2 separate regions of the Homo sapiens genome follow, and region 2 is linked to region 1. Evidence: read pairs that join two places in POLR2A ChIA-PET (ENCODE). Cell type or tissue: GM12878. All regions are shown on one strand. Links, peaks and the distances in the headings refer to the core of each region. The heading gives the core; the rest is flanking DNA. Region 1 has its middle 96 kb from the start of LINC03131. Region 2 holds the start of LINC03131 (long intergenic non-protein coding RNA 3131).

Evidence for each region. Peaks named below come from ENCODE experiments on the same cell type or tissue, not always from the same donor. Only the 100,000 strongest peaks of a DNase experiment are listed, where the experiment ranks them.
Region 2: POLR2A ChIA-PET joins it to region 1 with 10 read pairs; 2 of 35 experiments call an interaction of 5 or more read pairs at or near these places.

The regions. Positions count from the first base shown.
Region 1 is chr9:10,853,962-10,870,722 of GRCh38, reverse strand. No RefSeq gene overlaps it. Among named protein-coding and RNA genes, the nearest start is that of LINC03131, 96 kb to the left of the region's middle. In GM12878, for the core only: no CTCF peak of the experiment used is centred there; no DNase peak of the experiment used is centred there.
Region 2 is chr9:10,953,680-10,970,440 of GRCh38, reverse strand. LINC03131 (long intergenic non-protein coding RNA 3131) reads left to right here and starts at 11,889. Exons shown (of 2, transcript XR_007061416.1): 1 at 11,889-12,031. In GM12878, for the core only: no CTCF peak of the experiment used is centred there; no DNase peak of the experiment used is centred there.

The DNA of each region.
Region 1 (16,761 bases), core at 4,820-12,819:
TTTTTTGCATTTTTAGTAGAGACGGGGTTTCACCGTGTTAGCCAGGATGGTCTCCATCTCCTGACCTCGTGATCCACCCGCCTGGGCCTCCCAAAGTGCTGGGATTACAGGCGTGAGACACCACGCCCGGCCAAAGCCAGGTTTCTTCATTGGGCTTCAGGAATTTGGGGTTGTCCTTAAAGTCATATGTAAAATCGTGTGTGTGCAAGTGTGAGCATGTGTTTGGGTGTCTATGTGGATATGTTATGTGGTTGTGTATGTGTATGGGTGCATTTTTCTAGGTAGAGAAGGACCAATAGCTATTGTCTGATTTTCAAAAACTCCCATGATACAAAATAAGTTTAGAAGCCATTGTTTATAGGGAGCAATGTTTTAGATCAGTAGTTTGAATGCCTTTCTGCACATTATAACACCTTGAAAGATTTGTAAAAATATTAATTATAGGCTCCACCAATTTATCTAATTGGTATTAGGTGTGGCTCAGGCATTGCCCTGGCTTAAGCTCTTTAAGCCATCCTAATCCTAATGCAGAATTAGGGTGGAGAACTACTTTTTAAAATTGGATCATATGTATCCTTTCAATATTGTAACAATAGCACACTCATCCTTTTATTTTTATAAGAGAGGATAACTTAATTTTAGTTTTCAGATAGCTTTTTTTTTTTTTTTTACACAACAGCTTTTCTGTCTTAAAATATATTTAACTATAGTTCTTTAGTGTGCTTTTTATTTGTCTACAGCTATTGAGGAGTTCTTGGGGCTTAACTGTATCATTGTTTTCCATATAAATAAGTTTAGGAAAGAGACATTAGCATTGTGATTTTAAGGAATAAAACCTTCAGGGACAAAATATAAGCTACTTAAAGTAATTAGCATAATAATACATTACATGATCAGGCTGACAAAAGAATAACATTTTGCTCATTAATTCAGATTCTCAGAAGAGATTGGCATATGTCCTGTTCTCTGAAGTATTAAGCATTTTCAGTAGAGAAAGCCATACTTGAAATCATCCTTAAAATTGATATGCTATCTGAAGATCACTCATTAATATGATGCCACTAGGACCAGTTAAAGGTCCTTTCACATAGAATACAAGACAAAAAAAAGTAAGTTTTTGTGTGTGTGTGTTTGTGTGTGTGAGAGAGAGAGAGAGAGATTTTCATACTTTAATTAAAATAACAGCACTTATTATTTTATAACAATACAAAAATAACAGTTACTACTTCAGGATTCTTTTATACAGTGTCTTTGGAAATAAAGTCTCTCAATTTCATCTAAGGGATATCTGTTTTTCTTTGATACCATTTTAAGAAAACCAATGAAAGAGCTACTTTTCAGAATTGGAGATGAAGCTGATACTCCATTAAAATAGTGATGGATGGTTAGAAAAAGCTAATAAAAATAATAATAGTAACATATTAAAATTTTATATTAAACCCTCTCTGCAGCCCTACTATTTATAGTGTATGTATTTTAACATTTAAATTTAAGACTATAAGTGCAGGTTTGATATATAGGTAAACTTGTGTCATGGGGGTTTGTTGTACAGATGATTTTTTCACCCAGCTATTAAGCCTAGCACCCATTAGTTATTTTTCTTGATCTTCTCCCTCCTCACAACCTCTGCTTTCTGTTAGGCCCCACTATTTGTTGTTCCGCTCTATATGTCCATGTGTTCTCATCATTTGGCTCCAACTTATGAGAACATGTGGTGTTTGGTTTGCTGTTTCTGCGTTAGTTTTCTAAGGATAATGGCCTCCAACTCCATCCATATCCCTGCAAAGGACATAATCTCGTTCTTTTTTATGGCTTCATAGTATTCCATGGTGTACATGTACCACATTTTCTTTATCTAGTCTACCATTGATGGGCATTTAGGTTGATTCCATGTCTTTGCTATCGTGAACAGTGCTGCACTGAACATACATGTGCATATATCTTTATAATAGAATAATTTTTATTCCTTTGGGTATTTACCCAGTAATGGGATTTCTCGGCCAATTGGTATTTCTGTTTTTTGGTCTTTGCGGAATCACCACACTGTCTCCCACAATGGTTGAACTAATTTACACTCCCGTCAACGTGTAAGTGTTCCTTTTTCTCCACTACCTCGTGAGCATCTGTTATTTTCTGACTTTTTAATAATAGCCATTCTGACTGGTGTGAGATGATATGCCATTGTGGTTGTGATTTACATTTCTCTAATCATCAGTGATGTTAAGCTTTTTTTCATTTGCTTATTGGCCACATGTTTGTTTTCTTTTGAAAAGTGTCTTTTTAAGTTTTTTGCTGACTTTTTAATGGGGCTTAAACAGCCTTATTTTTAATGTGAGGAAACTGGGGCTTAAGGGATTTATTTATTCAAGTTCACACAGCTAATAGAAGTGGGATAAACATCTAGTGCCTCCTGACTCCAGAGACAAAATATTCTTAACCCCTATTTTTTCTATGTTTGTGCCCCTTGTTTATACTTCTTCTCTGGACAGCCCACTTGAATTTGTGAGCTGATTATCATGATGAGCAGAACGGGGACACTATTTCTCAAAGCTACTAACATGGGCCTCAGCCTTAAGGACTAAATACAAGAGTATGTTGGGGTATAAAAGGCAATGACTCTGGAAGCCCCAAATCAGCTCTGAAAAGTTCTAAAGAAATACACTACCTTTGCTTATGCAAATGTCTCTTACCATATTTTAACATATAATGTTTTTGTTTGTTTTTCCATTCTAGAGAGCTACTTTTCTAATATTATACCAAATAGAGGGTGAGTAATGTGGTTCTAAGTTTTATTATAGCTTTTAAGTTCTATGATTGTAACTAAACTTAGGAGACACATAGGATACCTATGCTTCTTTCTTATATTGCCCATTTTATTTGCGTGGAGAGAGGCAGGTGAAACCACCCACTGAAGCCAGTGTTAACTGTGATACTGCTAATAGAGCAGACTCCATCTGATAAAATAATACACTAACTCTGTGTGTGTGTGTGTGTGTTACATATGTTCTTAGACCCACTACTTTCCAACAGAGTCATGTCCTAAATAATGATTATTCCAAGATGTAGATTGATCCTGAATATAAGTAGCAATAATTCATCCCTACCATTTTTTCTCTAGCCTCAGTTTAATATTCCAGACCTATCTGTATTTTCACTATGCCAATTATAATTTCCAAACTCTGACTTCTCTTACATACTCTGCAGGGAATCATTAAGTTTTTAGAAAAAGCCTGTTGACTGGTATTTACTCTAAGTGAATAAAAGTATTAATATTTTGCACAGATATAAGAAAGCATGAAAATCAGTCAGTGATGTGAACTAATGTGCTGACTTCACAATATTCTTTGACATCTATTCTAAGAACTGGGCCTTATATCAATGTCCATAGAAAAAAAGAATAGATCAGATGAAACGATACAAATCTGGGTGAGTTGGAGAAACAACTAAAAAATGAGTTGTATTCAAAAAACATATTTGGTTTTAAATATTTATACCAAACTTCAAAACGCTCTTTTCTCTCTGTCTTTTGGAGGAGGTAGGTTCCCTACATTTCTCCCTGTCTTCACCCCACCCGAGTCTCCCTGTGCTTAACTAAGACTTGTACGTGCACTTCTCATGAATTATGATGAGTACAGTTAGATTTCTTAAGCTACCTTATAGAGGACCCATAAAAGTATTTCCCAATAATAACCAGAAAATGACATGGTTTTCTTCCAGATGTGCAACAACCATGATCGCACATCTTTGAGTACAGAAGCATTTACTTTCTGATCATAATTCCATTCTTACAGGCCAGTCTCACCAATTGTTTTCCAAGTGGTGAGAATGACATTACTGGAAACATTTTTGTGTCTCATATTTGTTTCCCATATTTAAACGGGGCAACAAAACCGTGCATTTCTTTGTCCTATCTGGAAGATAATTTTTATACTCATTTATATATGTATTTATTTATCTAATAAGTGCTATTTGATATTAGATTGTCCATCTCTTTTTCATATTCCTTATATGTCTGACTTTAAAGCCTGTTTTAGGTCAAATGTTTGTCTATTTTTAGTATATTCATTTTCTTGAACATACTAACATTTATAGTCTTATCTCTCATCATTTCATTCTCTAAAATAATTTCATTTGACTATCATGTTTCAAATATGCACAATTCTCATTATCTTGGTGCAATTTTAAATGTCTTTCAAGGCATTTTTCCTCTTCCATCATTGGTTTTTAATGATCTTGACTCTAGACACAATTTAGAATCTAGTAAAATTATATATACTTATGCTTTAACCATATGTGTGTATGTGTGTGTGTATATACATATGAAACTATGTGTATATATGTATATGTGTGTAGTATATATATGTATATGTGTGTAGCAATAAATGCTTATGTAAAGGTGACTCTTTCATATCTCATTTGATAATAATTGACATATGGCACATAGTTGAACTTTATACACCAGTAGTGACTATGAATAATAAAATATGTATTCCTTTATAGAATATAGATGTCATTTTTTGTGAATATAAATAACACAGCATGTAGTTGAACTTTATACACCAGTAGTGTCTATGAATAATAAAGAATGTATTCCTTTATAAAATGTAGATATTTTTGTGAATATAAACAATATTTTAATCAGCTTCTTTTCAGTATGCCATGATAATTATAATAATTAACTTTAAAAAATAATTTTAGTCTTACCAGATTTTCATAATTTGGCAATGGGAGTAAGCAAGTGTAATCCAAGAATAGTTAACATCTATAAGGTCAAATATTTGTAGCATCAAGTTAAATAGCAATATTGATCCCCATGTAGATAATTCTTGCTGTTGCTATTCACCAATTTAATGCTGACACATTGTTCCATCTTTCACTAATTCATGGGCCCAGTGACATTTTGATTCATGCTCCTAGTCTTCAAATTTAAACACACTGTGATAAAAACTGTCTGAATTGAAACATAAATTAGTGGAGAATTAATTAGTTTGGCAAAGGTATTAAACCACACTCTAGTACCATGTCATTTTCAAAACTCGTATCCAACAGGTAGTTTTAAACTGAAATTTACTCCTAATAAAAGATTTTGGTATGACCATCAGTAATTCAATTACCAGGAACTCAAATGTGCAATTTAATATTCCAACAATAAATGAATTGAATCTTAATAGAAGACCTAAAATCTTATTATAAAACACTGTGTACATTTCTTTCCAGGCATATACTTCTCAGTAACTTGACTTTGCCTACCACATCCTTTTCCTTTCTTTCCTCAGGCTTCTATCTCTCTTTGTACATATAAACAGCCTGATAGCTTTTATTCTGGAGATACCCATTTTGGAAGATTTTGTAAAAGTTTAGCTACTCTCGCCAATGTGATTTTTACCCCTAACAGCAAACAGCTTGATGCTGTGTCTCGGAATACTTTTCTCATTCTATAAAATGTCAAATCATTAGGTGAAATATTTAGAAATATGGTACACAAAAATGTTTCCAGGAGTGTCATTCTCACAACCTGTAAAATAATTGACTGAACTATAAGAACGGAATTATGATCAGAAACTAAACCCTAGTATACTCAAAACCTATGCAGTTCTCAATTTTAGTTGATGACCACCTGATTTTAAATACACATTCACTAAAGGATAAACAGGATTCAATCGGTGTTTTTATATTTTGAGTATCAAATTTGAATGTCAACTTTCCACCTGTTAGATGCTCAGATTACATATTATTGTACTTTAATAAAAGTTAGGCCATTGTATCTTCCTCCTTCAACTTTTCTAGATACCAATGATAAAGAAACCCTTGAGTGCAAGTATCACTGGTGATTGCCAATGTGACAATAATTATTTTCAAAGTTACTGTTTTGCCTCTGTTAGAGCTACCTCTGCTTGAGCTACCTCAGATCAGTGAAGATATGTTCTTTGTTTCTTTTGTTTTAAATACAATTTCTACTTTAGGTTATGGCATTTCTAGCCTCATTTCAAAATAATAAAAACTTACACATAAAGAGTTAAAGATTGCAACTTAACCACAATCCTAAAGGAGTTGGGGCCATTACTAATAATTGAAGTATGTCACCATTCTCTACCTTCCTAAACTACAAATTCATTTTTTATTTAAAACACATATTTGTAACATAAAAACAAAGGAATACTACAATTGGCACTAAGATTCCCACACTCAAACAATCCACTACAGTTTATTTAATCTACAATGAGATTCAATTATTGCACCATAACTAGCCTATTTTTGGTGTCAAGGAGAAGAAGTGGGTTGCATAATTCAGGAAGGAGAAGAAAGATACACCCATGTTCTCCCCATCCATATCTGATGCAGAAGAGGCCTAAGAAAACTTTCAGTACTTTTCTCTCTTCCTTTCCTACATTCTTTATCTATTTATCTTAGTTTCTACTACTATTTTCACTGCTTTTCTTTACTAATACTGTTTGCAAATCATTTGTCTCATCATAATCAAAACTTCCATAACTCAACTAATTATTGACTTATTGAAATTCCCATATACCATTGATTATTAAATTTACTCATATCATATGAGGACAGTATCTAATTTCTCATGCCAGCCAACTGAATTTTCATTTCAAAAAACTATATTTTTTGTATAAGGGTTAAAATAGAAACTCAGATATTATAGAAAGATATATATATTTGGGCAGAGATCTCAAAAGATGGGACAGGCCTTGTCTGAAATTCAAACATCAGAATAAGCCTCCATATGTGCTCTTTCTGCTTTTCATATTTTCCCCCTTACTCTATCTCAGAATTTACAAATTCTTTTAATAGTTGTGTGTTTTCATAACAGGCGCAATGGCTACAGCAGTGTGGTGTTCCCTAGAGAAGGGTTAGGTGTAGGTGCTCTCACATTTCGATTATTTGTAACTTGTGAGTTTCTGATCAGAGACACAATGATTTAAATCTCTTTGGACTAAGAAAAACTCTTAGTTTTTGGTCTTAGTCCAAATGCTCTTTTTGGTCCTTGCTTTTGACATTCCTCTTTAGTCTGAAAACTAAATTAGAGTCCATGAGTTATTCCAATTTTCCCTAGCAACCTTCTGTTTTTACCTCGATTTGCTATGTTGATCTATTCTCATTTTTTTCTTTGTTTTTCTCTGAAAAAAATAGAATCTTCTTACAATCCATCTTTTAATCCTTCATCCTTTACTTTTTACCCCAGTCAGCATGCTATATTTGCCCTTTATCTGGGTAGATTAAACCTTGAGCTGAACACGTCAGATATTTCTTTTCTAGACAGAAATGTGTGGCTTTACTCTGAGTATTTTCTCTTTAAAAGTTCCTCTCTAGCTAAGAGCAACTTCTCTTTCAACCTCAGGCCTTGTTTCTGACCATCTCTCTTGCATTAATCATAGGCCATGGTGTATTACTAGCTGCCTATTTTTTGGCATCTGCATACAGTGTGGCTTCCAGTTATTTATTCCATCTCTGACTTTCTTCTTGGATTTACTAGTGATGCTTATGATGACATGATATTAAGTTTATTATTCAGATATACTCCTTTAGTTAGTTTAATGTTGGAAAATGTTGGTCTGCATACTTACTTGCTTTGTCAAAAGTGGCTTTAAAACAGTATTTCAACCAACAGAACCTGAAATTTCTGACTCCCAACCACTTGTCTCTCTATGTATCTGTCTGTCTTTATTGTTTTTCAACTGAATTGAGGTATGTTTTTGTGTTTCTTAAATAAATACCTTGGGTCATCTGTCAGGTGGAAGTTTAATGTTTTAAGAAACTTGCAGATTTCTTGGTTTTCCAACGTGGTACTATTTGACATGCATATCAGCAGTTTATAAGAGTTCAAATTGTTCCATATGGTTATCAATACCAACTATTGTTAGCTTTTTAATTTTAACCATTCTTAACCATTCTCATGGGAGTGTAGTAGTATATTGCTGTGGTTTTACTTTGGATTTTCCTAATGAGACACATGCATTTCATGCACTTATAACTTACAACTTCTTTTGAAAAATATCTGCTGAGATCTACCTATTTTTTTGAAGCATTTATCTTCTTATGATTAAGTTGTAAGAGTTCTTTATACATTCTAGAGGGATATAAGCACTTTGTCAGCTCTATGTGTTATTCATAATATCTCCCAGGTTATGACTTGTCTCTTCCTAACAGGGTCTTTGAAGATCATTTAAAAATTTTTCATAATATTCAATTTATTATTTTTTTCTTTAGTGGCTTATGGTTTTATACCCTATTTATATCATCTTTGCTGACACCAAAGTCACATGGATTTTCTTTGTTTTCTTCTAAAAGTACTATACTTTCATTTTTACTTTTAGACTCATAATTCACTTTGTGTTCTCTTTCATGTATGATGTGAGGGAAGGAAAGATGCTTTTTTTTTGCTTTTCCTTGTGGATTTCTAATTTTCACAGCACCATTTGTGAAAGGTCTTTCTGTTCCCAGTTGATTGCCTTGACACCTTTGTTTTAAAAAAAATTACTCAACCAAATAGGTGCGGGTTTATTTCCGAACTCTATTTTTCCCATTAATCTATGAAGATGATTCTTGTGCAAGGACTATATTACTGGATAAAAACAGATGGAAAATGAGTTTTCACATAATATAAGTGTTACAGTTTTCTTTTTGTTCTTGTTATTGCTTTGGTTATTCTATGTTGTTAACTTTCCACATAGATATTAGAATCAGCTTGTCAATATCTAATATATATATATACACTAGTAGTATTTTGATTGAGAATAGGGTACATTTGAAGGTTAATTTGAGAAAAATTGCCAACTTAACAGTATTGAGTCTTCCTACGCATCAGCAGAGACTATTTCTTCATTATTGTGTCTGTTGTATTTACATTTTCTCAACTATCTTTTATAGTTTTCAGTTAAAAGTCCTTTAACATTTGTTACATTCATTCCTAAGTAGATTTTTAATAATATTTTAAGTGGAATTTTTTATTTTAATTTACTTCCAATCTTTTATTGTGAATGTACGTGTGTATACATATACATGCACACAGTTAATACTTGCACGTAACCTTGTTCCTATAGCCCTATTATATTCAATTGTTATTCCTATGATTTTCATATGTTAAGCCTTGCATTTCTGGGATGAACCATATCTAACATTGAATTAATATGCTAATATGTTTTACAAATATTTATGTTTATGTGCATGAGGACTATTTGTACCTAACTTTATTTATAGTTTTAATGTCTGCAGGTTTTGGTATAATATTTATGATGGCCTCCTAAAACAAGTTGGGGAAACTAATTTCTTGTCTATATTCTGAAAGATTTTGCATATTTTTTTTATATTTATTTATCTGAAATGTCTTTAGCATGCCTTTATTTCTGAATCATATTTTGCTAGATATGGAAATCTGATTTGATAGTTTATTTACTTTTTTCTTTCAGTTCTTTAAAGATACTGGACTTCTATCTTATTGCCTTCATACATTTTTCTGAGAAGTCCCTGTCACTCAATTTTTTTCTAAAACAATTGTAATATGTTGTTTTTCTCTAGCTGCTTTCAAGATTTACTCTTTATCTTTGTCTTTAGTGCATTGATTATGATGTGTGCATAGTTTTGTTCATGCTAAACCCATGTGGGGTTCACCGAATATCTTAAAACTGTTCATTTGTGTTTCTCCAAATTAGTTATTTTCATTATCTCTTCAAATATTTTTTTCTATCATTTGTTCCTTCTCTCTTTTGGAACTCTACACATATTTTAGATCTATTTCCACACAATAGGGATCCTGACTCCCTGATTATTTTTTTCCTATTATTTTTTCTCTGTTCTTAAAATTCAATAAATTCTATTTGTTATCTCCAAGGCCACTGACTCTTTTCTCTGCTATTGAGCCCATTCCAGAAATTTTTTATTTCAGGTAATGTATCTTCATAGTTCTAAAGTTTCCATCTGATTGATTTAAAATCTTTTATATTTCTCTTTTGAGATTTCACATCTTTCCATTCATCATAATGCTACTTCTTTTAATTCATTGAACATAGTAACACCACCTGTTAATGTCCTTGAACTATGATATCTGAGTCATCTCAGCATTGATCTCTGATGCTTTTCTTTCGTAAATGGGTCAAATTTCCACATTTCCCTATATTTCTTATACTCACATAATTTTAAATATTATTTTGGACACTGTGAATGTTATTTTGTGGAGGCTGTGGATTTTATTATATTCCTTCAGAAAAGTCTTAAATTTTTTGTTTGTTTCAACAGGTAGTGATGTAGTTAGACTCAAAATGCAAAACCTTTCCCATCTACAGTGGGGGGAAGACCCTTTCTCCGTTAAATTTTTGCACCTTGTCTAAGGTGTTTATTGTTCAAGCATTAGCCAGCTACTTGGTCAGAGTTAACACACAGGAACTGGGGTTCCTTTGCTGCGACACTCTTTGTTCAGGATTGCTCCCTCACTTCCTGGTGACTATGGCCCTTCAGCCGTTCTTTTATAGTTTTACAAGACAGAAAGATTGCAGGTTTTCTTATGGAGCTTCAGCTGCCCTGGGCTGGGTAGTGATCATGGCCTATCCTCAAACTAAACCTGCAAAATAAGAACCATCCTCCTCTGATCCCATTTTCCATATTTTGACTCCCCTTCAAATCCTGCCTGCACATTTCACCCTACAAAACCTTCAAGTAATTATTTTTGTATTTTGTGCACATTTTGTAGTGGTTAATTGCTGGAGGGTTGGTGTTAGCAGCATGGTCCTTATATTGGAAGCTAAATACTAATTTTTACTTTTGTATTTATTTGAATAATATATCCCTGCTCTTATATAAGCTATATCAAAGAAAATATGTCTATTTTTGTTTGCAATGCTATTGCCAAATTCTAAAAAAGGCAATCATATGTAAGAGGAACATTCTAAATATTTATACGATCAGAAATTAATTTAAAAAAAACCTTTTGCTTGTGCAGTATAGTAGAAAAGCAATAGAGGTAGATTCAAAACAGGAAGACTTTAGTGCTAGAGTTGTTAAAGAACTTAGAGAATGTAAAAATATTAATTTATTTTTTTGTTTTCTCATGCTTAAAAAGGCATCTTTGATTATACCTTTTATTAGTTCTTCCTTATTCTTAGGTTTGTGTATACATTTTATGGAGAATCCTCAAGCTAAGGTGGCACTTTCTCTAACATTTTGATTTTGCTTCTATGATAGCAGTTATCACATTATATTAAAATATTTTATTTATCTTTTTTTCTCTTATTTTTTAGCACAATGAGGGCAGGGACAGTGTCTCATTTTCACCTTTATTATGTGAGCACCAGGTACAGAGATTGCCTCAAGCACATTTCACAAAGGATACATGATTGAATGACCAAGCAAATTTTTGGTGATTTTTCTTTTGAGTACGACATCAGGTAGTGCTGATAAAACTACTCAAGATGATAAATATGGCATTTTTGGCAGTTATATTTCCTGTGACCGTATAGATTAGACACAAATATTACTCCAGAGACTTGCAGCTTTGCATAGTTACTATATCATGACTGTCAACCTCCCAAAAGACATACTGACCTTCCTTAATCAGTGCATCATTTGGAATATGTGGTAATAGAGCTTCTTGACAACTTTTAAGCGTAAAAACTGTAGTCTGCATGTAAAAGATTCCCTTGTGCAAGCAGGCCTTGATTTCCATCTTCTTCCTGCTTGTATTTAAGTGTTCTTTGCTGACTCTGCACATCTTCTTTAACATGTAAGAATGCAATCATTAGCAGTTTCTGGATTACTGTCCTGAGGATTTATCATGATCTTCATAGCCTGCTGAGTTAAAAACTTTCCCAGAGGACCAGAAGCACATTATGACACCAGCTTCCATTTTTAGCATATGTCCCAGGTTAAATTTAATATAATGATGGCTGCTTTAAAACAAACATTTCTTCCATTTAAGAATATGCTTCTTTTAATCAAAACATATTTTTTCCAATGAGAGTAAAAAATAAAATGGCAACCACGCAAAAAAGACAAAAGAAAATTGGCATGACTATCAAATAGACAATTATCTCTTCATATATTTGATTAGATCATCAGGTTAACTTTACTTGGTGAAGGTGTTGGTATTATAGGGAAGCAATTTTCTGTAATTCAGGTTTTTTTTCTGCAAAAGTTCAAAATCTGAGCATGTATGGTCTCACAAGTGGGAGCTAAGCCATGCATACACACAGTTGTACAGAGTGGTATAATGGACATTGGAGACTCAGAAGGGATGAACAAGGGAGGGGAGTGAGGGGTAAAAAAGAAAAAATCACCTATTGGGTGCAATGAACACTATCTGGGTGATAGGTACACTACAAGTCCAGACTTCACCATTATACAATTTACCCATGTAACCAAAAGCCATTTGTACCCCTAAAACTATTGAAATAAAAAAATCTTTAAAACCTTCTGAGCATGTAAACAGATTACTTATTTTTCTTCTCCTCCCCACTCAATTATTTATTTTTCGAGACTCAAAATGTCATATCTAGCCTCATACTATTAACATACATCAGCCATTTTGAACACTGGTTCTACAGTATATAAATACACATCAGCCATTTTAACATTTGTATATACTCTTCATTAATAGATGTCATAATGTATGGTTACAAATAAGAAAATAGTCATATTATATGAGAACTGAGTTCTAGGGAAATTATCTCTGGAATTTTTTGTTGTTTGTTGTCTCCTGTCAGATTATTGTTATCTTATTACACTTATGGACTTATGTGCCAAAATGTCTCAAATATAAGTGGAAATGATCATGTCAGTCTTGATTTAAATTATTGAAACTATTAGGATTTTGAGAGCAAAGGAGGCACAATGAATATTGAAAGTTAAACAGACAAAACAAGTACAGTAGCCTACCTGGTCTTCTTGCTTTTTTTTAATTTTATTATTATTATACTTTAAGTTTTAGGGTACATGTGCACAACGTGCAGGTTTGTTACATATGTATACATGTGCCATGTTGGTGTGCTGCACCCATTAACTCATCATTTATCATTAGGTATATCTCCTAATGCTATCCCATTCCCTTCCCCCGACCCCACAACAGTCCCCGGTGTGTGATGTTCCCCTTCCTGTATCCATCTGTTCCCATTGTTCAATTCCCACCTATGAGTGAGAACATGTGGTGTTTGGTTTTTTGTCCTTGCGATAGTTTGCTGAGAATGATGGTTTCCAGCTTCATCCATGTCCCTACAAAGGACACAAACTCATCCTTTTTTATGGCTGCATAGTATTCCATGGTGTTTATGTGCCACATTTTCTTAATCCAGTCTATGCATCATTTCCTGTCAGCTATTCTCCATCTATCAGGGTTTTTAAAAATGTGAATCAAGTCATACTACTTCCTTGCTCAATCCTCCAGCAGATTCTCATGGGCAATCACATTTAGAATACAATCTAAAGCATCTTTCAAACCCTAGCAGCCCCACATGACATGGACTCTCACTATTTCTCCAAGCTGGTGACCTAATCTCCACTGCAGCTCATTGTCTGCTTCAGCCACTTGTTACCCTGCTGTTCATGAAGCCAAACATCCTTCTTTCTCAGGGATGTATTTGCTACCCCCATTGCCTAGGACACTTTTCACCCAGGTATTCATTTGGCTCTCCTATATTTCCTTCATGCCCTAGAAAGCTGTCTTTTGCAACTCATCCAAAGTATCTCCCAACCGTCATATCTCAGTCTCTTTATCCTGTTTTGTTTTTCTGTTTAACATTTATCACACTTTTCATATACTTACTTATTGCCTCTCTTTTAATAGAATATATCCTTAATAAGGGCAAAGGCTTCACTGCTTTACTGTACCCTGTATCTTTCTCATTTTTAGCTGCTTTGTTTACTAAAGCCCATTTCCCAGTAGATTTCTAAAAAGAGGATCTTAAGAGATAATTATTTGAAGCTTTGCATATATGAAAATGTCGTCAATCTATCATCCACCTACACATAATAATGAAGGCACTGTTTTATAAAATCTAGTGTGCTGCTAAGAAACGATACCATTTTTTCCCTCTTTTTTGTCACTGTAACTTTTTTCCTTCTTCATTTCTGGACACTAAGCTCTTCTTTGTTCCTGTTTTCCTGAAACTGCTGGGAAATGTACCTTAGTGTGGGCCTCTTCCCTTTCATTATACAAGAAATTTGATGGATTCTTTCATAATGGAGACTGGAATTCTTGGGTTTTGGAGACCTTTCTTCTACTACTGTTTTGCTAACTTTCTCTTCCCTCTTTTTCTGTTTTTGGAAATCCTGTTAAAAAGATGTTGGAGATTTTTGATTTATACTCCAAATTGCTAATTGTAGCAGTATTTCTCAATTCTTAGTTTTGACTTTTTTTACTGTTGAAGAGATGTCCTTAAATGTTTCTGCTGACCATTCTGGTGAGGGAAGGAATAGTATATAAGTAATTATCTTTGTAATTTCCAAGAGCTTGTTTGTCCTCCGATTTTTTATAGCATACATGTTTTATGCTTATATTCAGCATTGCTCTCATCCTGAAAATAAATTAGTTTTCTTTAGTCTTTGTTTCCTAGGCATTCTTTTCTTCTATTTGTTTATTTTATCTCCTTTTTCACTGGCGGAGGTTTTCCCTAGGTTGCTGTGGACCCCTAGCTGCCCTTTCCTATTTAAGTGTGAGTTGATTCATTGACAGAACTGGCCACCTGGTGGTGATTTAATGTCAATGTTGCATTTTCAGTGGAACACTTATAACTATGATATCAAAAATCTTTTTCCTAGGCTTATTTATAGTGACAAGATAGTTTGCTTAATTTTGGTGGAGGTGCACATTTACAGTTGGAGTAGGTTATGTGTACTTGTCTCCTGACTTTCTGGGAACCAGGGAAGGAAAGACAGCTGAGTCCAGCATATTTATAATGCAGTGTTTACTCTAATCCTTACTTCTCCTATTTTCTACAATATTTGGTATCTCCAAGTCTATGCTGTTTTCTAGCAGGGCATAAGCATATGAGGATGTGAGCCATAGAGTTCCAAGTGCTTTTTAAACAGATTTTCAACCAATCTCCTTTTAAGCTCACTGCATTTACCTTGTTTCTCAGAGTGTCTCCAAATGATGAAATGTTCTGGGATTCTGTAGGATGGATTTCACTTATCATCAATATGTCACTCTTCACAAGCCTAGGTGGTGACTTTATTAACAGGACTTAATCAGTTGTCACTCATATTTGGGTTGGTTTCCCAAAAGCAAATGAGGATTTTTTTGAAAGTGGTTTATTAGGAAGGATTCCCAGGAAAAAACAATAGGCAGTTGAGGCAGTGGGATGGGAAGGGAAAGAGTTGAAGCAAGGATCTTGTGCCAACCCAAATCCCCAGATAATTATTTAGGTTAAATCTACATGGATGTTCTGGAGATCCAGTGTTGGTCCAATTATGAGACTAGGAAACTGGTGTATTCATACTGTCTTATCTGTCAGTCATTGTGAAAGGGCCACCTGCTGCTGTTTGGCATATACTGATACACAGAGTAGGTCCTAGCATCTAAGAAACAGTTCTCTGACAGTGATGCTCTTGGCTACAGAGCATGAAGGAGCAAACACAGCCTGTGTGCATGACTTGGTAAGGGGATCAGAGGGAACATGAGCAGACTACTAATAGCAACTAGGATAATACTTCTCTATCTACATTCTTACTTCTAAATATTTGTTAAACTTATTCTTTTCTTCTTTTCTTTTAGCGACATTGAGTCTTTACATTTTGTTTTGCCTTGCTTTTATCTCTGATGTCAATCCGACACAATTAACTAGGATTTGCTAGGAGAAGCCCTGAAATTATTTTATTAGTATTCTCTACTTTTCAGGAAATAAAATATGATGCAAGGGAAAATAATATGGATCATTTTAAGAATAAAGAGTTAAAATTATTGATTGCTATATATATAATATAGATCATCTAAGTTAAAATATACAGCTATTGTAATTTTTGTCTTAGATCAGTCAAGTTGGTCAAAAGTAATGTGAGGAGAAAGCCAAGATGTAAAAGACAAAAGAAAGCAAAATAATTTAAATTAACAGAATTGGAAATAAATTAATGCTTTTCAAAGATTTGTGAAGTTGGACATGAAATAATTTTAATAAAAAGTCAGTTACAATTTGATAACAATAGTATAACCTATATATGTAATTGAAATCAGTAATGTCATCACTTACTAACTAAAATAATTGATATAGAAAGACTTGAAGATTTCTTTATATATTTACAAATACTCTTAATGTTTCTTTTCATCTAGTTTTTTGAAAATTTGTAGAGGAAAGTTAAAAAAACTGACTTTTTTCAGTAAGAGCTCAACTTTATTCCCATTGAATGTAATGAATTACATAATTTCCTTTTCTAAGGGAGTGGCAACTTCTATGAACGTCTTCAAATTTTTGCCCCTAAGTAATTAATGATTACAGCTGGAAGTTTAAATGTCTAAACAAGATAAACAAGTGGAAGTGGGCCTGTTTTTGCTCTTGTCAGTTGCTAGACATTCACAGATAAAATATATCTACACATATCTACACATAAAATATATCTACAAATATCTACACATATAGGTATAAATATATTTATATATTTGGGTCCAATTTGAGGTTCCACATATTTGGGGAAGTTCAGTAACAAAATTGATAATGTAACAAGCCTTTAAATATCATATATTTTCCTTATCTACCTAATCAAAATTTGCTTATCTGATGGGTCTACCTCATACTACATGTCTCCATAAATCTTTGACTATCAGTGTTG
Region 2 (16,761 bases), core at 5,323-13,322, 99 kb before region 1:
AAAAAAAAAAAAAAAAGCTGTCTGATTGAATATTTAAGAAGCTTACAGAAATGAAAAGAAAAAAATTTTGCCTACATCTAATTTTTTTTAATACTATAAAGTGTGGAACTTGACATTTCAGTAATAATTGTGAAAACATAGGGAGAGAGTTTGAACATAGCTGCAAAATGGAGAGAATCCATTGATATCACTTACTGAGGATTTTGTTGATTTATTTATTCATTTGACAAATAATTATTGACTCCCTATTTTGTCCAGCTATAAAGCTAGGCTATTGGTCTTGGGGTAATGAACTAAATAATTTAGTGTTTAAGTGCTAAAATAAAGATGCCTAATACTTTTCATGAAAATTTTATAAAGCAGCACTACCTAGCCATGAAAAAATAGGCTAAGTTATAGAAAGAAAAAGATGTCACTTGAGCAGACTTGATCAAAAGTTACCTTGGTGGAGGGACTATTTGACAAGCTAATGACAGGAGTGAAAATGAAAAGAGAAAGGCATTCCAGGAGACAGGAGAGTTTAACAAAGACATGGAGGGGTGTGTGAATGTGCTGCATTTGGGAAACAGTGGGAGAGGTAAAGATAGCTGAAAATAAGAGTATATAGTAGATATCCTAGGAAATTAGGCTGAAAGGCTATCCAGAAGCTATATTATAAAGTTCACATGTAGCATGCTGAGTTTAAAAGGTAGCAAAAGGAGAAATAGTTTTCTGGAAGAAAGATCTAAGAATTGGTCATAAAAGATGTATCTAGGTAATTAAGCACAGAATAAACCCACCATAATGTTTACAGAGTGTCTATATCATCAACACTTGTCAAATAAACTAGTATTAGCCAATTACAAATCCATCTATGAAATAAAACTCTCTATACAACTCACTGTTAATTTATGACATATTTGCTTTTCATAATACTTGTAAATAACACTGAGGCAGAACCTGTTCCTACAAAATCATGTCTTTCAATATTCATATCAGAGGACTTTCAATATTATACAATCTGCTCATTGGTTTATCTTAATAAAAGATTAATTTCAAGGAAATTTTAAACAATACCCCCATTCAATTTCAAAGTTTATGGACTACCTGAGAGCCATATGCTCATAAATGTCTTCTCTGCCATCAAGACTTATACAGAATCTATTTTTCTCACTCTCCATTCTCTGCTTCCACATCTTCCTTCTAACCCACTCCACTTCAGGAAGTCCCCAGAAACCCTCCCTGTGCATCATCCCACTTTGTTTGTTTGGTTGTATATTTTGTTTTATTGTTTTTTTTCCCTCACTACCTATCTCTCTCAGGTAGTGAGAAAGCCCTTCAAGACAAGGTGAACTGAGACTAAGGAATAAAAGTCACGTGAGAATAAGTGTAACTATTTCCATCATATTATAGGTGAAAATGGCCCCTGTGGTTAACATTGTAATATAATTATCATTTATAAATTGCTTCAATAGATATCTTTATTCAAAATTATAATAAAATCAGTTAAAACCAACATTTGAAAACTTAAAGTTGTTTTTTTTTTAAGTTTGAATTTGGCAATATTTTATTCACTTGACTACGTTTTCTCCCTAAAACCTTTGTCAGCCTGCAAACTCTTCACATAGGTTGTCTAAGGTAAGAATTCCATAAATTATTAGTTAAGTGAGAATTTTCAGACGTCAAGAATAAATTGGGGAATAGAATGCTAAACTATTATTCTAGTCATACCTGGAAAAACAGCCATTCGAACCCATGAGATGGAAAAGTTTGTGTATATGCAGGGCCTTCTACTTGGTTGCTTACCGATGTTTTCAGTAACAACATTGAATGTTGTTTTTAGTTCTGGGTCTAAGAAGTGGCAGTTATTGAATCATTCAACATTTCAAATTGCTTACACATGGTTAAGTGGAAAAGGCATCCACACATGGACACTTGTGTAGTTGTTTATCTTGAATATTTCAAACATGCAAACTGAGAAATTTCAATAGCAATCTCACACCATTTCTTAAAAAGAGCTTAGTTGTTCAAAACCGCCCTTCTTAAGGAGAATAGACATCCCCATTATAGAATGCACACACTATTTCACGTTTATTTCGTGAAAGTCAAATATTACAATTGCAGGCATAGTAAAGAGATATAGTCGGTTTGGTTTTAGACCACCGTAAGAAAGCAAATATCACAATAAAGTCAATCACACACACTTCTTCATTTTCAAGTGCATATAGAAGTTGTGTTTAAATTCTACTATAGTTTATTTAGTGTGCAATAGAATTATGTGTAAAAAAGGTGCATACCTTAATTTAAAATGGTTTATTGATTAAAAAAAATGGTAACAATCATTTGAGCCTTCACAACTTTTAGTGTTTTTGTTGGGGTACAGTCATGTCTCTCTGTGTTGCTATTAGTTCCCATATAACGGGGGTGCCTCACCCCCCTGCGTTATGGATCATAATAGCCAGGGTGGGGGAGAGAGGGGTGCTATAACCCCAAAAAGGAGGGGGTACCTCAGCCCCCTGCGATGTAGATCGTAATAGCCAGGGGGGACAGGGGGTGGCCATCACTCCCTATATCGTGGGGGGTGCCTCACCCCCCTGCAATGTGGATCCTAAGAGCCAGGCGGGGAGAGGGGCTGGCTCTTACTCCCCATATCGCGGGGGGGGCCTCACCCCCTTCGATCTGTGTCCTTTATTAGCATTCTCTTTTTTCCTGCTATTAGGAACAATTTCATAGGGTGTGTGTACCACAACCTGCGGTATGAAAACTAATATCATCCTCTGCACCTCCGCATATTAGCAACCGTATCACACAATGGGTGTTCACTTTTTGCGGGATTTGGGGTCATGTCCTCCTGGGTTTCCCTGAATAGTCGGGGAAATATCACAGGGCGGGTGTCCACCCACTGCTCTATTGGGAGGAACATCCTACTTTAGCTACTGGAAATCAGGAGCAATATCACAGATGGGGTGTAAAGCCACTGTCATATTTGAAGTAATATCATTCTCTCCCCCACTAGTTGTGATGCCCAATATCACAGGCGGGTGCATATCTTCTGCAGTATTGGGAGTAATATCATCATCTCTTCCTGTAGATGATAGGAACAATGTCAGAGAGGGGGTGTACACCCCGTCTATTTTTGGAAGCAATGTTATTCACTCTTCTAGATTTTACGATTCATATCATAGGAGGGGTGTACACCCCTTGTTATATTCGGAGTCATATGATCCTCTTTCAACCTGTATATTAAGACCAATATCCCACGGGGCTGTACATCTCTTCGATATTGGTAGTAATATCATCTTCTCCTTTCCTGGATATAAGAAACAATATCACAGGTGGGGTGTACACCCCTTGCAATATTGGGAGTAATATCACCACTCCCCATGTGGTTATTAAGGACAAAATCACAGGATGGTGTACAGTTCCTACGTTATTGGGAGAAATATCACCCAGTCACCCCCTGGATATCAGAAGCCATATCACAGAAGAGTTGTACACCCCCTTCGATATTGTCAGCAATATCATCGTCTTCCCACCTGGATATTAGGAACAATACCCCAGGGGGGTTGGGGGTGTACACCCACTGCGAGATCCAGAGTAATATCAGCATCTTTCCCGCTGGATATTAGGAACTATATCACAGGTGTGTGTGCACCTTCTGCGATATGGGGAGTAATACCAGCCTCTCCCATCATGGATATTAAGAGCAATATTACCAAGGAGGTGTACACCCCGGCGATATTGAGAGTAATATCATGCTCTCCCCTTCGGGATATTAGGAACAATGTCGCAGGAGGTGTGTACAACCCCTATCATCCTCTCCCCCTGAATATAAGAAACAACATCACAGGAGGATGTACACCGCCTGCGATATTGGGAGTAATATCATTTTCTACCCCTCGGGATATTCGGAACAATATCACAGTGGGTGTGTACAGCCCCTGCGATATTGCCACTAGTATCATCCTCTCCCTCCCAGGATATAAGGAACAATGTCACAAGGGGGTGCACACCCCCTATGATATTGGGGGTAATATCTTCCTCTCCCCCGCTGGCTATTAGGAACAATGTCACAGAAGGGGTGTCCACCCCCTGCTATATTGGGAGTGAGATCATCCTCTCCGTCCCTGGATATTAGGAACAATATCCCTAGGGAGTGTACACCTCCTGCAATAGTGAGACTAAGATCATCCTCTTGCCCCCTGGATATTAGGATCAATATCACAGGGGTGGTGTACACCCCCTGCGAAATTGGAAGAAATATCATCCTCTCCACCTTTGGATGTTAGGGACAGTATCAAGGGGGAAGTCTACGCCCCCTGCGATATTGGGATTCATATCATCCGCTCCCACCCAGGATATTAGGAAGAAGATGACCGAACGGATGTAAACTCATGGCGATAATTTCGATAATGTCACCCTCTATGCCCTGGCTATGAGGAGTAACATCATAGAGGGGTGCACACTTTCTGCGATATTGGGAGTAACATCCTCTCCCCCACGGAGATCGGGAACAGTTATATTAATTATTAATTATTAATAATTAATAGCAATATCACTATTAATAATAAAATAATCATGTCAGTAATTAACGTTAATTAAATCAGTCATAAGTGATGTTGGTTATTAAACAATAATTAAGATTAAGATTAATAACTAATATTGAAAAATGACGTTAAAGCAATAATTAATTTTAATCATGCATAATCATATTTAAAATAATAATTAATGATTAATAACGTTATACTATTAATTAATATTACCATTGATAATTATTATTAAGAGTGATGTTTAATAATTAATAATATTATTACTCCTAATATCGCAGGTGGTGTAAACCTACCTGTGATATTGTTCCCAATATCCAGGGATGGAGAGCATGTTACTAGTTTTAATATCGCAGTAGGTGTCCACTCACCCTGTGACACTGATCCTAATATCCAGGGGGTAGAGTATGACATGACTCCCAACATAGCAATGAATGTACAGCCACCCGGTGATATTGCTCCTAATATTCACGGAAGAAGCGTATGATATTACTCCCAATATCGCAGGGAGTGTACACCTCTTCTGTGATATTGTTCCTAGTATCCCGAGGGGGAGAGGATGATAATAATTCCAGTATCGCAGGCTGTGTTCACCCACCGTGTGATATTCTTATTAATATCCTGAAAGGGAGAGGATGATATTACTCCCCATAATAGATATATATTTCTCCCCATAATAGAGCAGGAGGTGTACACCCACCCTGTGATATTGTTCCTAATATTCAGAGGCCGAGAGGTTGATATTACTCCCAATATCGCCGGAAGTGTACACCCCCATGTGATACTGTTCCTGATATTCAGAAGGGGAGAAGATGATATCACTCCCTATATTGCAGGAGGTGAACACCCACTCTGTGATAGCTTTCCTAATATGCAGTGGGAGAGAGGGTAATATTTTTTCCAATATTGCAGAAATTGTACCCCCCTCCACCCCCGTCAAATTGTTCTTAATATTCCAAGCCGGAGAAGACGATTTTACTCCCAATATAGCAGAAACTGTACACCCCCTAGTGATATTGTTCCCATGATCCAGTAGGGAAGGGGATGATATTACTTTCAATATCGCATGGGGTCTACACGCTCCCAGTGATACTGTTCCTAATTTCAACGTGGGAGAGGATGATATTACTCCCATCATCGCAGGGTTTATAAATGCTCCTTTGATATTGTTCCTAATATCAAGGGCGTGGGGTGAGAGGATCATATTCCTCCCTATATTGCAGAGGGTGTACACCCGTCTTTGATATTGTTCGAAATTTCTACAGGGGGAGATGATATTACTCACAAAATCGTAATCACGCTGTGTGTCCACCGTGGATCCTAATATCCAGGTAGGGATATTACTCCCCATATCGCGGGGGTGTCCACCCACCCGTCATATTGTTTCTTATATCCAGGGAGGAGAGCATGATATTGCTACCAATATCGAAGAAGTGTACACGCCTCTTGTGATATGGTTCCTAAAATCCACGTTGGGAGAGGATGATATTACTCTCAATATCACAGAGGTTGTACACTCTGCCTGTGATATTTTTCCTACTATCCAGAATAAGAGAGAACGATATTACTCACAATAGTGCAGGGGGTGTAGCCCCCCTGCATGTGATATTGTTCTCAATAGCTAAAGGAAGGGAAGATAATATTATTCTTTGCCCTGCAGGGGATGTACACCCACCTGTGATATTGTTCCTAATATCCAGGGTGGGAGAGCATGATATTGCTCTCAGTATCTCCGTGGGTGTACACCCACTTTGTGATATTGCTCTTAATATCCAGGGGATAGAGTATGACCTGACTCCCAATATAACAGTGGGTGTACATCTGCCCGGGGATATTGCTCCTAGTATTCAGAGGAGGCGAAAATGATATTACTCCCAATATCGCAGAGAGTGTACAACCCTTCTGTGATATTGTTCCTAATATCCGGGGGAGGAGAGGATGACATTACTTTCAATATTGCCGGCTGTGTACACCCACCCTGTAATATTGTCCCTAAAATCCAGGAAGGGAGAGGACGGTATTACTTTCCATATAGTACAGGTGTACCCCCACGCTGGGATTTTGTCCTAATATTAAGCGGGGTAGAGCAAAATATTACTCCCAAGATGGCAGGGGGTGTACATCCCCCCTGAGATATTGTTCTTGCCATTCAAAACTGGAGAGGATGACATTACTCCAGATATCGAAGAAAGTGTAAACCCCCGTGTGACATTGTTTCTAATATCCAGAAAGGGAGAAGAGGATATTAATTCCCATATCGCAGGAGGTGTACACTCACTCTGCTATTTTCCCAAATATGCAGGGGGGAAAGAGGATAATAGTATTCCCAATATCGCAGGGGTTGTACACTCCCGTGTGAGATGGTCCTTAATAATACTCGAAGGCAGAGGGGATGATATTACTACATATATCGCAGAAAGTGTACACCCTCCAGGGATATTGTTCCCATGATCCTGGAGGGAAGAGGATGATATTGCTTTAAATATCACAGAAGGTGTACACGCCCTCAGTGATATTGTTTCTAATTTCAACGTGGGAGAGGAGGATATGACACCCAATATCGCAGGGAGTAGAAACACTCCTGTGATACTGTTCTTAATATTCAGAGAGGAAGAGGATGTTATTACTCCCAATACAGATGGGTGTACACCCGTCTGTGAAATAGTTCACAATTTCCAGAGGGGGAGATGATATTACTCACAATATAGTAAACAGACTGTGAATCCACCATGGATCATAATAGCCGGGGGGGAGAGGGGGTGCTATTACTCCCCCTATTGCAGGGGGTGCCTCAGGCCCCTGCAATGTGGATCGTAATAGCCGGCAGGGAGAGGAGTGTGCTATTAGTCCTCATATCGGAGGGGGTGCCTCACACCCCTGCGATGTGGATCATAATAGCCAGGAGGGGAGAGAGGGGTGACTCATCTCGGCCCTGGTTGCTGACGATTGGGTTGACTGTGGAGGTAGCTTAAATAAGAAAGCAATGAAGATTGCCACATTGATATACTCTTTCTTTCAGAAATAATTATCGGTATGATGTGATACTCTTTGATAACATTATACCCACAGTAGAACATCTTTCAAAATTGGCATAAATCGTCTCAAACCTTGCTACTGTTTTACCTACTAAGTTTATGCAATGCTCTAAATCCTTTGCCGTCATTTCAACAATGTTCACAGCATCTTCATCAGGAGTAGGTTTTGTCTCCAGAAACTATTGTTTTTGATCATTCATAAAAAGCAACTTCTCTTCCATTCAAGTCTTTATCATAAGATTGATGTAAGTCAGTCACATCTTCTAATTCTAGTTCTTTTGCTATTCCAATTCTAATTCTAGTTCTCTTGCTATTCCAAAACATCTGCAGTGGCTTTCTCCATTGAAGTCTGGAACCCCTGACAGTCATCTATGAGAGGTGAAATCAACTTGCTCCAAACTCCTACTAATGTTAATATTTAGACCTCCTCCCATGAATTGCCAATGTTCTTAAATGACATCTAGAACGAATAATCCTTTCCAGAAAGTTTTCAATGAACTTTGCCCAGATCCATCAGATAAATCACTATCTATGACTGCTATAGCCCTACAAAATTTATTTCTTAAATCACAAGACCTGAAAGCCAAAAATCATCACAAGTCCACTCCTTGTCAATTTGAACCCATACACATCTCCTGAAATCATACATAATCTTCAAATAAAGACAATAATAAGGTCATAATTACACCTAACATAATACAGCTATCCTTCGTACAAGCAGAAGCACACCAATCCTCAAACCAAATGCTATTACATAAAGTTAACAACACTTAAATGCCAGCATAAAGTCAATAAACCTTATGTCACGTGATAGAGGAAAAAGAAAGAAAATAAAATAATTTTTTTTTTTTTTTTAGTACAAGTGTATACATGCACAAACATGTTCTTAAAAAAATTAAGGAGGAAATATTCAGGACAATTACCGTTCTCGTTTCTACAACCAGTCACATGGTAGTAGTTAGCACTCATGACTAGCTTCTTCTACTACCCATTCTGTATTCCCTTTGCCTTCAGCAAGCACCTCAGCAGGTCATGGTTTTTTACCTGATGGAGTAACCCAAATCTTCATTCCTGAAGGGTCTGGACCATCTGTAGTCCTGCCTGAATTGGGTTGCTGTGGTTTCCCATTGACCTTAATCACAGGGCATGATAATACCAAGAGATGCCATAAGGGATCTCCTGTATTCCATGCATACTCTTCCTTACCTCCATTGTGGAGTAGTAAACCGATTTCATCTTGATTGTCTGGGTCAATCCCCCCAGCCAACACTGTAACTTCCTTGTTACCCTGTTGACTTAAAGGTAGGAGGAGCCCGAAGTGGCCAGGTTGCTATCTACTTTGTTTAATGGAATCATTGTTGTGTCTCCTGGTGGCAGCATTCCTCCTTCTGGAACTAAGACCTCTAGGCCAGCAGAATGTAATGTCATGGGAACAGGAAGCAAAAATTTTGCTAGTGGGTCACTAGAGGTGATGGTGAGTAGTTCCGTTTCCACTTCTACCCCTTGATTCCTGGACTCATGAATCCTGGCTTTGAGAGAAACAGTACCATATATTGGATCCTCATTTAGAGCATACACAGCCTTCTGCTGAACTTTGCCCTAGCCCTGCAAAGTATTTTCAACTAGTTTGCCTTATAATTGTGACTTTGAAAGGCCATTTCATCATTCTATCAATCCAGCTACTTCAGGACGATGGGGAACATGGTAAAACCAGTGAATTTCATGATAATGATCCCACTGCCGCACTTTTTTTTTTTTTTTTTTTGAGATGGAATCTCGCTCTGTCGCCCAGGCTGGACTGCAGTGGCACTATCTCTGCTCTCTATAAGCTCTGCCTCCCGGTTTCACACCATTCTCCCACCTCAGCCTCCCAAGTAGCTGGGACTACAGGTGCCCGCCACCCCACCCAGCTAATTTTTTGTATTTTTAGTAGAGACGGGGTTTCACTGTGTTAGCCAGGATGGTCTCCATCTACTGACCTTGTGATCCGCCCGCCTTGGCCTCCCAAAGTGCTGGGATTCCAGGCGTGAGCCACCGCGCCTGGCCCTGCCGCACTTTTTCAGCCATAAAGTGAGTGCCTTGGTCAGAGGCAATGCTATGTGGAATACCATGATGGTAGATAAGGCATTCCGTGAGTCCAGGGATGGTAGTCTTGGCAGAAACATTGTGTGCAGGATAGGCAACCCATATCCAGACTGTCTATTCCAGTTAGGACAAACTGCTGTCCTATCCATAATGGAAGAATTCCAATATAATCAACCTGACACCATGTTGCTGGCTGATCACCCTGAGGAATGGTGCTATATTAAGGGCTCAATGTTGGTCTCTGCTGCTGGCAAATTGGGCACCATAGCCAGGGCAGCCTTGGTGAGTGAAAGTCCATGTTGCTGAGCCCATCCCTGCCACCATGGCAACTTTGTTCATGTGCCCATTGGGCAATGACAGGGGTGCCTGGGGAATGAGGCTGAGTAGTGTTCACAGAACAAGCCATCCTACCCACTTGATTATTAAAATCCTCCTCTGCGGAGGACACCTTTTGGTGGGCACTCACATGGGATACAAATATCTTCACAGTTTTCGACCACTCAGAGAGTTCCATCCACATACCTCTTCCTCAAATTTCTTTGTCACCAATTTTCCAGTCATGCTTCTTCCAAGTCCTTGACCATCCAGCCAAACCATTGACAACAGCCCATGAATCAGTATATAATCACAACATCTGCCCATTTCTCCTTCTAAGCAAAGTGCACTATCAGATGCACTGATCAAAACTCTGCTGACTGGAAAGATTTCCCTTTGCCACTGTCCTTCAGGGATGTCCTAGAAAGGGACTATAGAGTGGCAGCTGTCCACTTTTGGGTGGTGCCTGCATATTGTGCAACGCTGTCTATAAACCAGGGCCTAGTCTTCTCTTCCTCTGTCAACTTATCATAGAAAGCTCCCCATAAGGCCATCAGTGCAGTCTGGGGGAGAGAAGGCAGGACAGCAGGAGTGGGGACCATGGGCATTTGAACCACTTCTTCATGTAACTTACTTGTGCTCTCAGGAACTGCTCAATCCTGATCAGGTATATACCACTTCCATTTGATGATGGAATGCTGCTGTGTATGCCCCACTTCATGGCTAGATGGGTCAGAAAACACCCAGTTCATGATAGGCAGTTCAGGGTCACATGGTTACTTGATGACTCATAGTCAAACATTCAGTTTCTACCAAAGCCCATTAATCTGTTCTCATCCTGCTAATAAAGACATATCCAAGACTGGGTAATTTATAAAGGAAAAAGGTTTAATTGACTCACAGTTCCATATAGCTGGGAAGGCCTCACAATAATGAAAGAAGGAAAATGAGGAGCAAAGTCTTGTCTTACATGGCAGCAGGCAAGAGAGTGTGTGTAAGGGAACTCCCATTTATAAAACCCTCAGGTCTCATGAGACATATTCACTACCATGAGAACAGTATGGGAGAAACCACCTCTATGATTCAATTATCTCCACCTGTCCCCGCCCTTGACACATGGGGATTATTACAATTCAAGGTGAGATATGAGTGGGGACACAGCCAAACCATATCACTGTATTTGTGTGTTTCCACTCATAATAACTTCAAATCCATCTCACATTCCTTGAGGACTCCTACCATTCACCACATATGCCCATTACCTAATCATGAACCTAACTGGTCTTCTACATATAGGCTGCACTCTGAAATCTTTGATATGCTGATTTTTCTCCCTAGAATTATTTGTGAAAGCTTTTGGAAAAAAGAAAGCATTATCACGCTTCATTACATATTATTCATATATACTAAATAATTTATTCTTTCATTCTTTAAATAATCTTCAAGTTTTATGCTATCTTGTTGTTTCAAATTTGACTCTAATGTTGCTAATTTATTACTGATATGCAAATATTTGGTAAGACAATGTACAATTAATTTTACTGTCTTAACCATAATGAAAGTTAAGTTTCAATCTCTGTTTATTTATCAAATACGCATTTCAACAACTTCTCTGTGTCTTAATGGAGGATTAGTCAGGAAACAAAGATCTTAATACTTTTGTTTTTGGTCACAGATTGATTTCTTCTGAAAAAATATATTCCTGAAATTAAAACTGAGAAATCCTGATTGAAAGAGAGTGGGCTTTCTTGTCTACTCAATATAATGGGAATATTAGCCTTTCAATAATGTCTGTGGTAAATCAGAGATTTTAAATGAAGCCTTTCTGTATGACTACCAATCATTTAAATCAGATCATGGTAAGTAACTTAAGAGTTTGGGGGATGTTTTCAATATTATTGATGATTTAATTTTCTATAATATTCAGCAAGGATAACATAAAATTGAAGAATGCATAGAAGTATTCAATCCCTAATTTCTTCTGTATGTTTATCGACTTTCAAAATGGAGGCCTACTCATTCCTGGAGGATGCTGATATAAATGATGGTGAAGCTGCTGATGGCAAGGAGGTAAAAGATACCTCAGAAGAAATGAGGTCTAACCTTGTAGTTCCTAGCATTTTGATTTTAGGTCATTTTGTATTGTTTTGTATATGTTTTGCCAAAGCCAGAACAAGATACTTTATATAGTCTCAGTGAAAGCAGCAACAACTCATATTTAATAAGCATTTAATATGAACAGGAGGTGGTGTTGAGTGCTCTACAGACATTATCTCATGTATTGTCTCATAAGTAAAGAGTGCTTTTATTCTCATGTTTTTGACAAGAAAGTTGGCTGGCAGAGAGGTTAAGTAACCCACTCAAGTCAATAAGCTGATTACTGACCTGAGCCAAGATTTGGACCTAAACATTGTGCAATACATTATCTCATTTAATCTTGACAATCACCTCTGATCTTTGTACTCTGAAATGTAAACTGAAGTTTCAAAATGCTAAATAACCATAAATTTTTTTTCCATTAAAAAGGGTTTGAGCTTTACTTTAAGAAACAGAAAGAACTTGCAGTTGCCATATACTATGTTGTGAAGTCTATTAAAAAAAAGAAAAAAATAGATAAATTTACTCACCCTAGCTTTAGAAAAATGCGTTCATTGTAACTCACTTCATCAGACTTTCTGGGTCTTAATCTTGTGAGATGTGGAGACAATTCAAATCAATATAATTTATCAAAGTTAGAGTGTGTTTGAGGTCAGGAAGAGAGAAACCCCACAGCTATATAATATAATAATATAAGATTATATAATAATATAATAATACAATAAAAGAATAATCAAGTAATTTTTTTATTTTAAAAATGGACATTTAGGAAGCTGCAGATAGAGTTGTGCTTTCTCTGGGAAATCATTTTTATATATTTTAAGATGGAAAATGTTGATAATCTCAAGGTTCATGCACAATTTGAATACTGAATTCCTACCTCGACAAGAAATTTTTCATAAATTTCTGTAGTCAAAGAAGCAGACTACATTTTGCAGACTTTTAAATGTTCTGAAAGAGAACACAGCTTGTCATAGTCATTCATCTTAGTAAATATATTTTATTATATGCTCAGTGAAAGATGAGTCCCATTCTTCTCACTCCTATTCTTTACATTTTTAATCAGACTCCATAGCTCAAGGGGAAACTATTTATTTTTCTTTTTCTTCTTTAGGGTGATCAAAGACATTAAAAAATTATAAAATATAGAGACTTATTCCAGTGTGTTTGCTTTCAAGTTTCAATTGATGCAGTATTCATTTTTAGTATGCTATGGTGTCTTAATTGCTGGTATTTATCATGGGTTAATTTACTTATGTATAATTGTTTTTTCCTCACTTTTATCCTGTCCAAAGATAGTGCGCCAAAAAAATCCATCAAGAATCAGGAAATTTATTGAATCCGAATGGGGATACGCTTTGGCAATTGCTGTTAAAAAAAAAAAAAAAAAGCAGAATTCATGGATGTCAATGATGTTACCATTTACATAAAGATAATTTTTGTTGTGCTGTGTTTTAGTATCAAAGTAGAGAAAAGTATACCATATCAGTATCTCTCCAACTATTAGTTCAAAACTGGTACACTGAAAGATGTTACAGTTTAACTTTTAACTAGATTTAAAAATAAATTAGAAAAATTTGAACTTAAGACCCTTTCCTTTCCAAATAACATAGTTTTAACGACTATTTAACTTTTAATTAAAGGTTCAAGCAATTTATTCCCAATAAGTATTGTGACTATTAATCATAACTTGTAATAGCTTTTAAATTAACAGGTCTTTCATTTAACAAATCTTTGTGCAGCAGGGTAAAAAATAATTACATTTTATTTCTCTTAAATGTAATGTGTTGGTAATTAAAAATTCTAATTTTCTATGTGAAATAAATACTTTGATTTAAATTTAAAGGGAAATTAGCAAAGACTGCATTTTGTAATTTAAACTGAAGTCAAAGGATATACCTATTCATTTGTTAATTTTCCCTTAAACCTTCTTATCATTCTTTCTTTTTTGAAGATAATAGAATTTCCCTAGCAAAAATACCCTTCAGGGTATGTTCAAGACTTGTAAAACTCTGAAGTAAAGTAAATTAAGGTTGAAAAGTGCAAATAACGCTCCCCCCAAAAGTATAGATGTGGACGGGGCAGAGTATGTTTCCATACAATGACCTGGAAGCACCCTCTACACACTTCAGAAGATAATGTATTGATCAAAGTGCCTAAACATATTTTGAAATAGGAAAACTACATGGGTTACAGGCTGTTATCATATCCTATCACTAGAAAAGGTATTAAAGTTTCTAAGCATAGCTGATCATTGAGTTGCTAATCAGAAGTTCAGTATATCAGACCAACGCGATATGAACAAAATTTTCCTAAAATGTCAACTTATTAAGCTCACTAAAAGAACAAAGACAATTTCTTTCCTCAAAGACTAAAAGCAATATTATAAATAAAGGCATAAAATTAACCTTGTCGGTCTTAACTATTTCTTATAATTATAATTCAAGTCATATATAAAGTTTTAAGTGTATCTGATATGAAAAATGCCAAAATTAAAACACATGCATTCTGAAATTTAATAAACAGATGATATGACTAATTGCTTTAGATGGCAATGAAATAGTATGCAGAATTTTTGATTAAAACATTTAAAGTGATCAAATTAATTCTCTAGGTTCTTTAAAAATTTTTAGTCAAATTAGAATACATTTTTAAAGTAGCAAAAAAAGTTCTACATATCATTCTTGAAAAGTTATTCAAAATTTTTGTTTCATTTTTAAATCGGTACAAATGGCAAATTTGTTTCATTTCTGTAGATTCAGAATCAGTCATAAATATGAGTCATAATGCTTTTTCTTAACTTTTGGGAGAAACCATTTAAGTAAAAAAATAGACTCAGAGTAAAAATATAATTCTTGTCAACATTTGGCTTATGGACTCACCCTCTGTCTTCTCAACATTTCTGCCTTTATTGGCAATAAAAGAAGAAAGTTTAAATATAAAAGCATGAAATACTATAGATCGGCCTATTTTTGAGGATTCTAATATAACTGCTTCAACTGTTTAAAACATGCATTTCTCTTAATGTTTCTTGCAACAAGGCCACCCTACTGTATCAACTTATTCAGATAATTCATTAAATCCAGTGGGTAATAAAATTAGTTAGATCAGGCTTTTACCATAAAAAAAGAAAGAACTTGTTGCCTAAGTTTACCTTTAATATCTTACGTTTTTTTTAGCATAATGGCAATAGAATATAAGATTAAATTTGAAAACACTTGGATATAAAAGAGAAAAACATATGTTTTAAAATATATAATTATTATTCTAGATATAATTGAGGAATTATGATATAAGTGACTTAGAGATAAATATCAGAAAAATAAGTTAAAAACTTTAGGTAGGTTATAGGTACAACAGATTCCTAGCCTGGTATATGATGTTCCATTAGAGTATAAATTAAAGATTTAGGACAATAAAATATGATTTCCTTCTACTTTCTTTGTTTTCTGTTTAGCCTTGTAAAATCTACACAAATTTACCTTCTGAAGTTACTTGCATCTGAATATTTTATATTAATAGATATATCACTAATCAGTTTTAACAGATGACTGTTTGCATGTGGAAGAAGGAATGGGAAATACATCCATGATGAGAGATTAAAGATATCTAAAAATTCTTTGCTTCTTCTCTTATTTGGGTAGCAAATGGGAGTCCAATTCCCCTCTTCTGGAATCTGGGATGCATTTAGTGACTTGTTAGATTATTAGAATGTAGTGCAGACTACGTAATAGGAACTTCTGCAGCTTCAACCCGGGCTCATGGAACAATCTCGCTTTGAGCCAATATGGACCAAAAAAAAAAAAGGCAAGCAAACTCTGAGACCTTAGTATATAGGCCAGAGGACTGTTTCAGATCTACTACCAAGCCCATGAAGCTTTCCTCTTTTATAATATCAGAGCTTTTTTCACCTTGGCCTTTCATTTGATTCTTATAGTTTGTATTTCTCTGTTAAAATTTCCCATCTATGTATGCATGTTACTTATGTTTTTCATTAGATCCTTTAAAATATTAATACAGATATTTTAATATCATTATTGGAGAGTGGGTTATGGGTAATCTCTGAGTCAGATCTTTTTGATTGTGTTGTTTCTGGACAATGTGTTGGGGATTTTTTCCCCTTATGTTGTTACATACATTAAAATAGTATATGTTATCATTTTAAAAATTAAATACTGGATGTTATGTGTAAAACTGTAAATGCTGAGGCAAATAGTATTTACATCTTGAAATGAACATGCCTATTCTCTCAGGACATTAAAGTATGAGTTGGGATAGTCAAGGCAAGGAATGAGGTTTAAGTTTTGTTTTTACTTCGGCTATGGTTAATGTCAGTGACCCAGTCTTCAAATTCCTCCAGTGGTGGCCTGCTGTTTTATGCTTAAGGTGGGGACTTTAGTCTTAGAGGTTTTTTCTCAGTGTTAGTTCTTCATCAACAACTTTTAGCATTTTCTCCCCATCCTCCATCTCTCACCCTGTGCTTCTGCCTTTTCTTATCCTTAGACTTCTCTGTTAGGCTCATGTTGGGTCAGGAATGTTCTTTGTTCTGGTCCAGCCTCACTCTTAAACAGGCTCTTTGAATCTGAGACAAAATTGTGTGAACTTTCTCAGTATTTTTGCCCTTTTCTATGGCAGTCAAACTTTGCTTATGTTCGTAGCTGGTCTTAGGAGCTTCCTTTCCTTCCCTCAGTGGAATGAGTCCT